2 separate regions of the Homo sapiens genome follow, and region 2 is linked to region 1. A link is an interaction called in ENCODE POLR2A ChIA-PET data of the cell type or tissue named here. Cell type or tissue: HepG2. All regions are shown on one strand. Each heading gives the region's core, and the rest is flanking DNA. Links, peaks and the distances in the headings are about the cores only.

Evidence for each region. ChIA-PET counts read pairs that join two places held together with the same protein. Peaks named below come from ENCODE experiments on the same cell type or tissue, not always from the same donor. Only the 100,000 strongest peaks of a DNase experiment are listed, where the experiment ranks them.
Region 2: POLR2A ChIA-PET joins it to region 1 with 5 read pairs; 1 of 35 experiments calls an interaction of 5 or more read pairs at or near these places.

Annotation. Positions count from the first base shown.
Region 1 is chr9:105,430,098-105,434,498 of GRCh38, reverse strand. It overlaps a transcript of SLC44A1 not described here. Among named protein-coding and RNA genes, the nearest start is that of FSD1L, 16 kb to the left of the region's middle. In HepG2, for the core only: no CTCF peak of the experiment used is centred there; a DNase peak (open chromatin) is centred at 1,828.
Region 2 is chr9:105,080,989-105,085,389 of GRCh38, reverse strand. No RefSeq gene overlaps it. Among named protein-coding and RNA genes, the nearest start is that of CT70, 91 kb to the right of the region's middle. In HepG2, for the core only: no CTCF peak of the experiment used is centred there; a DNase peak (open chromatin) is centred at 1,921.

The DNA of each region.
Region 1 (4,401 bases), core at 107-4,106:
TATCTTTTCCATCTTATTTTTGCCCTACTTTCTAAGAGTCTTCCTCAAATTCATCTTTCAACCCTTCTATGAATTTTACACTTTTTTCTATTTTAAATTTTTTTGTTCTCTGAATCTTCCTCTTTTAAATTGCAAACTATTTTATTTCCTTTTTTTTTGAGATGGAGTCTCGCTCTGTCACCCAGGCTGGAGTGCAGTGGTGCAGTCTCGGCTCACTGCAACCTCTGTCTCCAGGGGTTCAAATGACTCTCCTCCCTCAGCCTCCCAAGTAGCTGGGATTACGGGCATGCATGACCATGCCCAGCTAATTTTTGTATTTATTTAACAGAGACGGGGTTTCACAATGTTGGCTAAACTGGTCTCAAACTCCTAAACTCAAATGTTCCGTCCGCCTTGGCCTCCCAAAGTGCTGGGATTACAGGCATGAGCCACCGACCAGCCTAAATAGCAAACTAGTTTTTTTATTACAATCCTCTCTATTATCTGAGTTTAGTAATTTACAGTTTTCTTCTACCTTATAGTCTGTTTCCTCTAAGTTGCTTTGTTGTTGTCTTTCTCTTTGTTTTGATGTCTGTCTTTCATGGTAGAGACTTTCCCCAAGGGTCTGGTAATTCTTATTTAAGAAAGCAGCACTAAAATTAATTGGAAGTTTTTATTCGTGGGTAGATCTTGTCATTGAAATGCTTCATTGTATAATGACTTGATTGGACTTTCTAGCTAGAGAACCCCCTGTGTGAGCATCTTTAGGCATTTTCCTTTGGGCTGGTCAGATTCCCTGGAGAATATTTTTCAGTTTCCTGCTTGGTGGGTAAAGGCCTGGTTGTGAGAATTCTAGGAGATGGGTTGGGCAGTGGAGGGGTGAAGCAGGGGCGGCGGGGGAGTGGGGTGGCAGGGGCAGTGGGAGGGAGTGCGGTATCTTAATCCCCCTGACTTAATATGATACCTCTGTTTTGGATGCTCCTCCCTTAAGATCTGTCTTAACTTCTTCAGAGAATACCTTTCTGTCTGCTGAGCATGAAAAAAGGCAGTTGCCTGACTGTACAGAGTAGGGGATGGTGTCTGAAGATGTTAAGCATCATTTCATATGCTCTATCCTTTTGGCTATCCCCTTTTGTGGGGTACCCATTTAAATCTTTCATCCATTTGGGATGCCTTTTTCTTACTGATTTGCGAAAGTTTTTTGTTTGTTTGTTTGTTTGTTTGAGATGGAGTCTCGCTCCCATCGCGCAGACTGGAGTGCAGTGGTGCGATCTTGGCTCACTGCAACCTCCACCTCCTGGGTTCAAGCAATTCTCCTTCCTCAGCCTCCCGAGTAGCTGGGATTACAGGCGCACACTACCATACCCGGCTAATTTTTGTATTTTTAGTAGAGACAGGGTTTCTCCATGTTGGCCAGGCTGGTCTTGAACTCCTGGCCTCAGGTGATCCACCCCGCTTCGGCCTCCCAAAGTGCTAGGATTACAGGAGTAAGCCACCACGCCCGGCGATTTGTAAAAGTTTTTATAAATTTTAGTTTGGAGTCCTTTACCAAATATGTACTTTGCAAATATCCTTTTTTAGTCTGTGGCTTGCCTTTTCTCTCTTTTAATGGTGTCTTTTGATGAACTGAAGTTCTTATTTTTTACAGTGTCAAATGGAAGCCTCAAACAACTCTCCTGCCTCAGCCTCAATTTTAGCAACTTAAAAAGGAATAATGTAATTCAGAAGTCTGGCTGTCTTTCTGAGCTTGCTGTAATAACGCTGCAATAGTACTTGCACTGAGCAGAAAACCATCTTTGTTCCAAGGTTCAGGGTTATGTTTCTTGTGCCAGCTGTCATCAAGATTAAACATTACCAGACACAAACTATACCTTGCTATTCTAGGATCTCTGGCACCAGTAAACAGGAAGAAAGGGATCAATCTTGGATTGTTATGGCAGACCATATGGCAACAAAGCTTTGGTCCCTAAAGGCAGAAGGATGAAGCTTCCAGGCCCAGGGAATAATTGTCTCTGCTTCCCTTCTTTACAACTTGCATGTTAACCTAATATCATTTTGGATAAATTTAATGCAATCCTGCAGATATCTTGCCACTCCTACCTTCAACAAAGCAAAACAGAAGGACCAAACATTCCGTTATACACAAATGATAAGGTTGTATTACCTTTAGCAAGGAGTGGCTTGAAGAGACAATTGGCCTACTGGCTAATTATTGACAAAGAGAAGGGCTATAAATCAACTTTTCAAAAATAAGAGCCACCATTCAACTGTTTTTGGCCTATAACAATGGTAACTTCAGGCCAGATGCTGTGGCTCACCCCTGTAATCCCAACGGTTTGAGAGCCTGAGGTGGGCAGATCACTTGAGGTCAGGAGCTCGAGACGAGCCTGGCCAAAATGGTGAAACTCCGTCTCTACTAAAAATAAAAAAATTAGCCAGGAGTGCTGGCGCATGCCTGTAATCCCAGTTACTCAGGAAGCTGAGGCACAAGAATTGCTGAACCCAGGAAGCAGAGGTTGCAGTGAGCCAAGATTGCGCCACTGCACTAAAGCCTGGGCAACAGAGTGAGACCCTGTCTCAATGAATAAATAAATAATGATACCTTCATACAATCAGCTTACTGTCTTTGGCAACTTTGCTGCAAGTAGTTTGTTGGAAGAATGCCAGGAAATAAAATCCTCAAATTAAAGCTGCTTTGTTGTACACAGCACAGAACAGGGACTCCATAAATATTTATCAGGTGATTTTGAGGGTGCTGAGATGGGTGTATGAGTTATACCCGCCTAAAAATTACTAGGCTTCAGATTATTTTAGCCAAGCTATATGGACTGGAATTTGGACCTTATTTGTCTTTTTGTCTCTATGGAGACTCTTGGAGCTGATCAGAGGTACAAACTATTTTCAGGCGCATGCCCTTTTTATGATCCTCATGTCTCAGAGGAGGCTGTCAATCTCTTACTCACGTCAGCTGACAGGTAAGCAGCATGGGCCAGTTAGTGTTCAGCTATACTCCAGGCACTTGTTAGAGAATGAAATATACTCATCTCATGCCAGTGTTTATCAAGAGCTCAACTAAGACCTATAGACCAATGGAATAGAATTGCAAATCTAGAAATAAACCTACATATCTATGGCCAATTGATTTGGACATTGACACGATATCAAGACCATTCATTTGGAAAAAAATAGTTGTTGTCCAAATGGGACAACTGGATATCCACATGCAAAAGAAGAAAGTTGGACATCTACAAATATATCATACATATACACCTACATATACTCCATATATGACATATAAAAAATTAATTCAAAATAGATCAATGACCTAAATGTATGAGCTAAAACTATACAACTCTCAGAAGATAAACTTAAGGCTAAATATGTATGACCTTGGATTAAACAATGATTTCTGGGTCATGATAGCAAAAGAACAAGCAACCAAGGAAAAGACAGATAATTTGACTTCATCATATGAATGTATGAAAAGGTGCTTAACATCATTAGTCATAAGGAAAATGCAAAACAAAACCACACTGAGATACAACTTCACACTCACTGGATGTCTATAATCAAAAAGATGGAAACTTACACTTGTCGAGGATGTAGAAAAATTGGAACCCTCATACATTGCTGGTGGGAATGTAAAATGGGGCAGCTGCTGTGTAAATCAATTTGGCATTCCTCAAAAAGTTAAATACAGGATTACCATATGACCTAGGAATTCCACTCCTATGTATATAACCAAAAAAATTGAAAACGTATGTCCGCACAAAAACTTGTGTACGAATGCTCATAGCAGCATTATTCAGAATAGCGAAAAGGTGCAAATCCAACCTAAGTATCCATTAACTGATGAATAAATGAACGAAATATAATATATCACACATCAGAACATTATTCAGCCATAAAAAGAGATGAAATATTGGTATATGCTACAACATTATTGAAACTTGAAAACATGCTAAGTGAAAAGCTGACAAAAATAATTCTACATATTGTATAATTTCTTTCACGTGAATCCAAAATAGGCAAATCCACAGCAAAATAAAGTAGAATAGTGGTTTCCAGGGGCTGGGTGAGGGGAATAGGCACTGAATGCTAAAAGGCATGGAGTTTCTCTTTGGGCCAATGAAATGTTCTAGAGTCACGTGGTGGTCTTAGTTGCACAGCTTTGTGCATTTGCCAAAAACCATGAAGTAAACACTTTAAAATGGTCAGTGTTATGATATGTTAATGATATCTTAATTTTTTAAAAAAGAGAAAGAAAATAACTATGAAATAATTTAGTAATAGATGATTGAGCTCCACATCATAAGAACTATAATTAGGCCAGGCGTGGTGGCTCATGCCTGTAATTCAGGCACGGGGAAGCCAAGGGAAGAGGATTGCTTGAGCCAAGGAGCTGGAGACATAGAGGGACCA
Region 2 (4,401 bases), core at 201-4,200, 350 kb after region 1:
TGATCATTAAAAAATCAGGAAACAACAGATGCTGGAGAGGATGTGGAGAAATAGGAATGCTTTACACTGTTGGTGGGAGTGTAAATTAGTTCAACCATTGTGGAAGACAGTGTGGCGATTCCTCAAGGATCTAGAACTAGAAATACCATTTGACCCAGCGATCCCATTACTGGGGATATACCCAAAGGATTATAAATCATGCTACTATAAAGACACATGCACGCACATGTTTATTGCGGCACTATTCACGATAGCAAAGACTTGGAACCAACCCAAATGTCCATCAATGATAGACTGGATTAAGGAAATGTGGCACATATACACCATGGAATACTGTGCAGCCATAAACAAGGATGAGTTCATGTCCTTTGGAGGGACATGGATGAAGCTGGAAACCATCATTCTCAGCAAACTATCACAAGGACAGAAAACCAAACACCCCATGTTCTCACTCATAGGTGGGAATTGAACAATGAGAACACTTGGACACAGGGAGGGGAACATCACACACTGGGGCCTGTTGTGGTGTGGGGGGCTGGGAGAGGGATAGCATTAGGAGAAATACCTAATGTAAATGATGAGTTAATGGGTGCAGCACACCAACATGGCACATGTATACCTATGTAACAAACCTGCACGTTGTGCACATGTGCCCTAGAACTTTAAGTATAATAAAAATAAATAAATAAATATATTCTGTTGTGATGGGCAATTAGTTGAAAAAGCTACTATCAATAGAAAAGAGTGTCTGGATTAAGACGGGGATTGTGGAGACCTAGGTTTTATCATGCAGAATGCCTCCCAGTAGCAGGCTTTAGAGAGAATAGACTGTAAATGTTTCTTATCACACTTAAAGTCTGTGTTGATGTTAATGCTGGAGGGATATATTGAGGCATGTCCCACCCCCATTTCCCCTCATGGCCTGAACCAGTCTTTCATGTTAAATTTTAGAGTGCCTTGGGTGAGTCCACTCAGATGGTTGCAGAGGGTCTTCTAATTTTATTTTTGGTTTACAACATAAATGATTACCAGCCATTATTCTGGAGGTCACAAGATGTGCAACTCCCCAATTACTCCTGCAAATAATATCACTATTGTAGAACCTAAGATTGGCCTTTTGAAATGTCTGTTCAGGATTTTGCATTTCTGACAACCAATGGCTTCATCTGGACCTGTTGACTCCCACCAACTGGTCCTTGTGGCCCTACCTAGAAGGGGTCCACCAAACCGTCCTTGAAAAGGCCCAGCCTCCAAATTTTTGGAGAGATTGATTTGAGTAATAACTCTGTCTCCCTCTGCTGTGACCAGTGTGAAAGGAAAATAAATCTTAGGGCCCCAAATATAACTAAGCCAAAGGGAAAAGTCAAGCTGGGAACTTCTTAGGGCAAATCTGCCTCCCATTCTATTCCTTAAAAAGATAGCTACTAAGATTAAAAAAAAAAAAAAAAAAAAAAAAAGCTACACGGGGGCTGGGCGTGGAGGCAGAGGTTGCAGTGAGCCGAGATTGCACTATTGCACTCCAGCCTGGGCAACAGAGTGAGACTCCATCTCAAAAACAAACAAACAAAAAAACTACATGGAGCCGACTGCCTGTGATTCCAGCACTTTGGGAGGCTGAGGCAGGTGGATCACTTGAGGTCAGGAGTTCAAGACCAGCCTGGCCAATATGAAGAAACCCCGTCTCTACTAAATATATGAAAATTAGCAGGGTATGGTGGTGTGTGCCTGTTATCCCAGCTACTGGGGAGGCTGAGGCAGGAGAATCACAGGAATCCAGAAGATGGAGGTTGTAGTGATCCGAGATTGTGCCACTGCACTCCAGCCCAGGCCACACAGCAAGACTCCATCTCAAAAAAAAAAAAAAAAAAAAGCTACATGCCTTCCTCACGAGGAATTTCCTTGTGGACAAAGGACAAACAGAACTGAAAGTCATCCCTCTGCTCACTGAGATAAATGCATATCTGACTGCCTTCTTTAGAAAGCCTGGCTAATCAGAAACTTAAAAGAATGCAACCATTTGTCTCTTACCTACCTATGACCTGGAAGCTCCCAACCCACTTCAAGTTTTCCTGCCTTTCCAGAAGGAACAAATGAACATCTTACCTATATTGATTGATGTCTCATGTCTCCCTAAAATGTATAAAACCAAGCTGTGCCCCAACAACATTGGGTGCATATCATCAGGACTTTGTGAGGCTGTGTCACAGGCGTACATTCTTAACTTTGGCAAAATAAACTTCCTAAATTGACTGAGACCTGTCTCAGATATTTGAGGTTCACACCGGTGTAAACCGAAAATAAAATTGTAAGACCTCCCCAACCAACCGAAAGGACCTGTCCTCTCAGCCAACGGCATTCTAAAGTAATACCGAAACACTAGTTCAGGCCGTGATGGAAATGGGTAGTCAGACATGCCTTATTATACCTTCCTCCCAGTGGAATTCAGGTACAGGTGACCAACATTAACATTAAAACAGAGACCTTAAGACTGACAAAAGAGACTCTTTGTAGCAGTAAGATACCAACATGACACATAGCAGACCTTGAAAGAAATAGAAGTATTTTACCTCAAAGTATATTTCTTTGATAAATTTTGAAATGGCCCTGCAAAGCTGTCTCTTGTGGGGAAAATCTACGTTCTGTAGAGAATCCCCTTCCCTTTCCAGATTGCTTTCCTGATCCAGGAGAGAATGAACTAAGAGTCTAGCCCCTTTTTAAGTCTGATAAGAAATGTTTGCAACTTATTCTCTCTGAAGCCTGCTACCTGAAGTCTTCATCTGCATAATAAGAATCTTGGTCTCCACAGACACTTATCTTCATGGAGACACTCCTTTCTATTGATTCCAGGTCTTTAGATAAACTCTTTCAAACAATTGCTAATCAGAAAATATTTGAATCTGCTGGGCATGGTGGCTGATGCCTATAATCCCAGCAACTTTGGCAGGGCAAGGCAGGTGAATCACCTGAGGTCAGGTGTTCAAGACCAGCCTGGCCAATATGGTGAAACCCCCGTCTCTACAAAAATACAAAAAAATTAGCCAGCATGATGGTGCACACCTGTAATCCCAGCTACTCCGGAGGCTGAGGCGGGAGAATTGCTTGAACCCAGGAGGCAGAGGTTGCAGTGAGCTGAGATTGCGCCATTGCACTCCAGCCTGGGCAACAGAGCAAGACTCTGTCTCAAAAAAAAAAAAAAAAAAAAAAGTCATGCATGCATGCATGGAGCTGACATTCTATTGAATAACCCAGGCAATAAACTAAATACATATGTAAATTATATAACATTTTATAAAATGAGAAAAATCAAGCAAGAAGGGGGATTGAGAGTAGTGAGGGGTAGTTGCACTCATAAGTAAAGAGGTAAAGGAAGACCTCTCTACCCAGAGGAGGCCTCACATCTTCTTGCCCATGAAGTGGCAAAGTGCAGCCCATTGGCCAAATCTGGCTGTGGCCCATTTTCTTAAGGCCACAAACTAAGAATATTTCTTTTTCAAGTTTTTAAAGAATTGTAAAATAAGAAAAAAGAACACATGAAAGAGACCTTACATAGCCTGCAAAGCTTAAAATAGTTACTATCTGACCATTTACAAAGAAAGTGTGCAGACTTGGCCCACCTTTTATGTCATTGCTTTCGCAACCAGCTTTACACAAGTGTAGCCTGACAGTACCTGGCCTCAGTTGCACGAACATCTTTTGTTTTCTTCCCGCACTTCCCACCTACCAACCCACCAGGGAAGTCTGCCTGACACTTACACCTGTGCCTCCTGGAGATGTGAATTACTTAACACTCTATGAGGCAGCCCTTGACAATGGGGGCATGGGAGCTGACAGGTAAGTGCTCGCATCCCTGTTTCCCTCTCCTGGGAAGATAATTCTGTATTACCGTCTATATGCTTCAGAAGGGCCAGTTACTCAAAGTTGTGACCAACTTGATAACACGTGGGCTCATCCTCTTTCTGTTTCTTTCCCTCCAGTTTCCTACTCTCTGAGCTCTTGTTGTGGGATCTACTTTTGACGGCGAGCCCAGGCTAAGACTGTAACTGCAGATGCGTTCGCCCTGCTCACTACACAGACAAAACTAATTCATTTAGACCATGGCATTGCAATAAAGAAAGAGTTTAACAGACATGAGGCTGGCCAGGCCATATGGGAGACAGTTATTAGTCAAATCAATTTCCCCCCAAATTCAGAGGCTAGGGTTTTTCAAGGATAGTTTGGCAGGCCAGGGAGTTCACTTCTGGCTGTGGCCACAGGACTGGTTGGTGGGGCCAGGTGGAATCATTGATCAGAAATGCAAAAACCTGAAAAGACATCTCAAAAGGCCAATCTTAGGTTCTACAACAGTAATGCTATTTATCCACAGGAGTAACTGGAGTAGTTGCAAATCTTGTGATCTCTGGA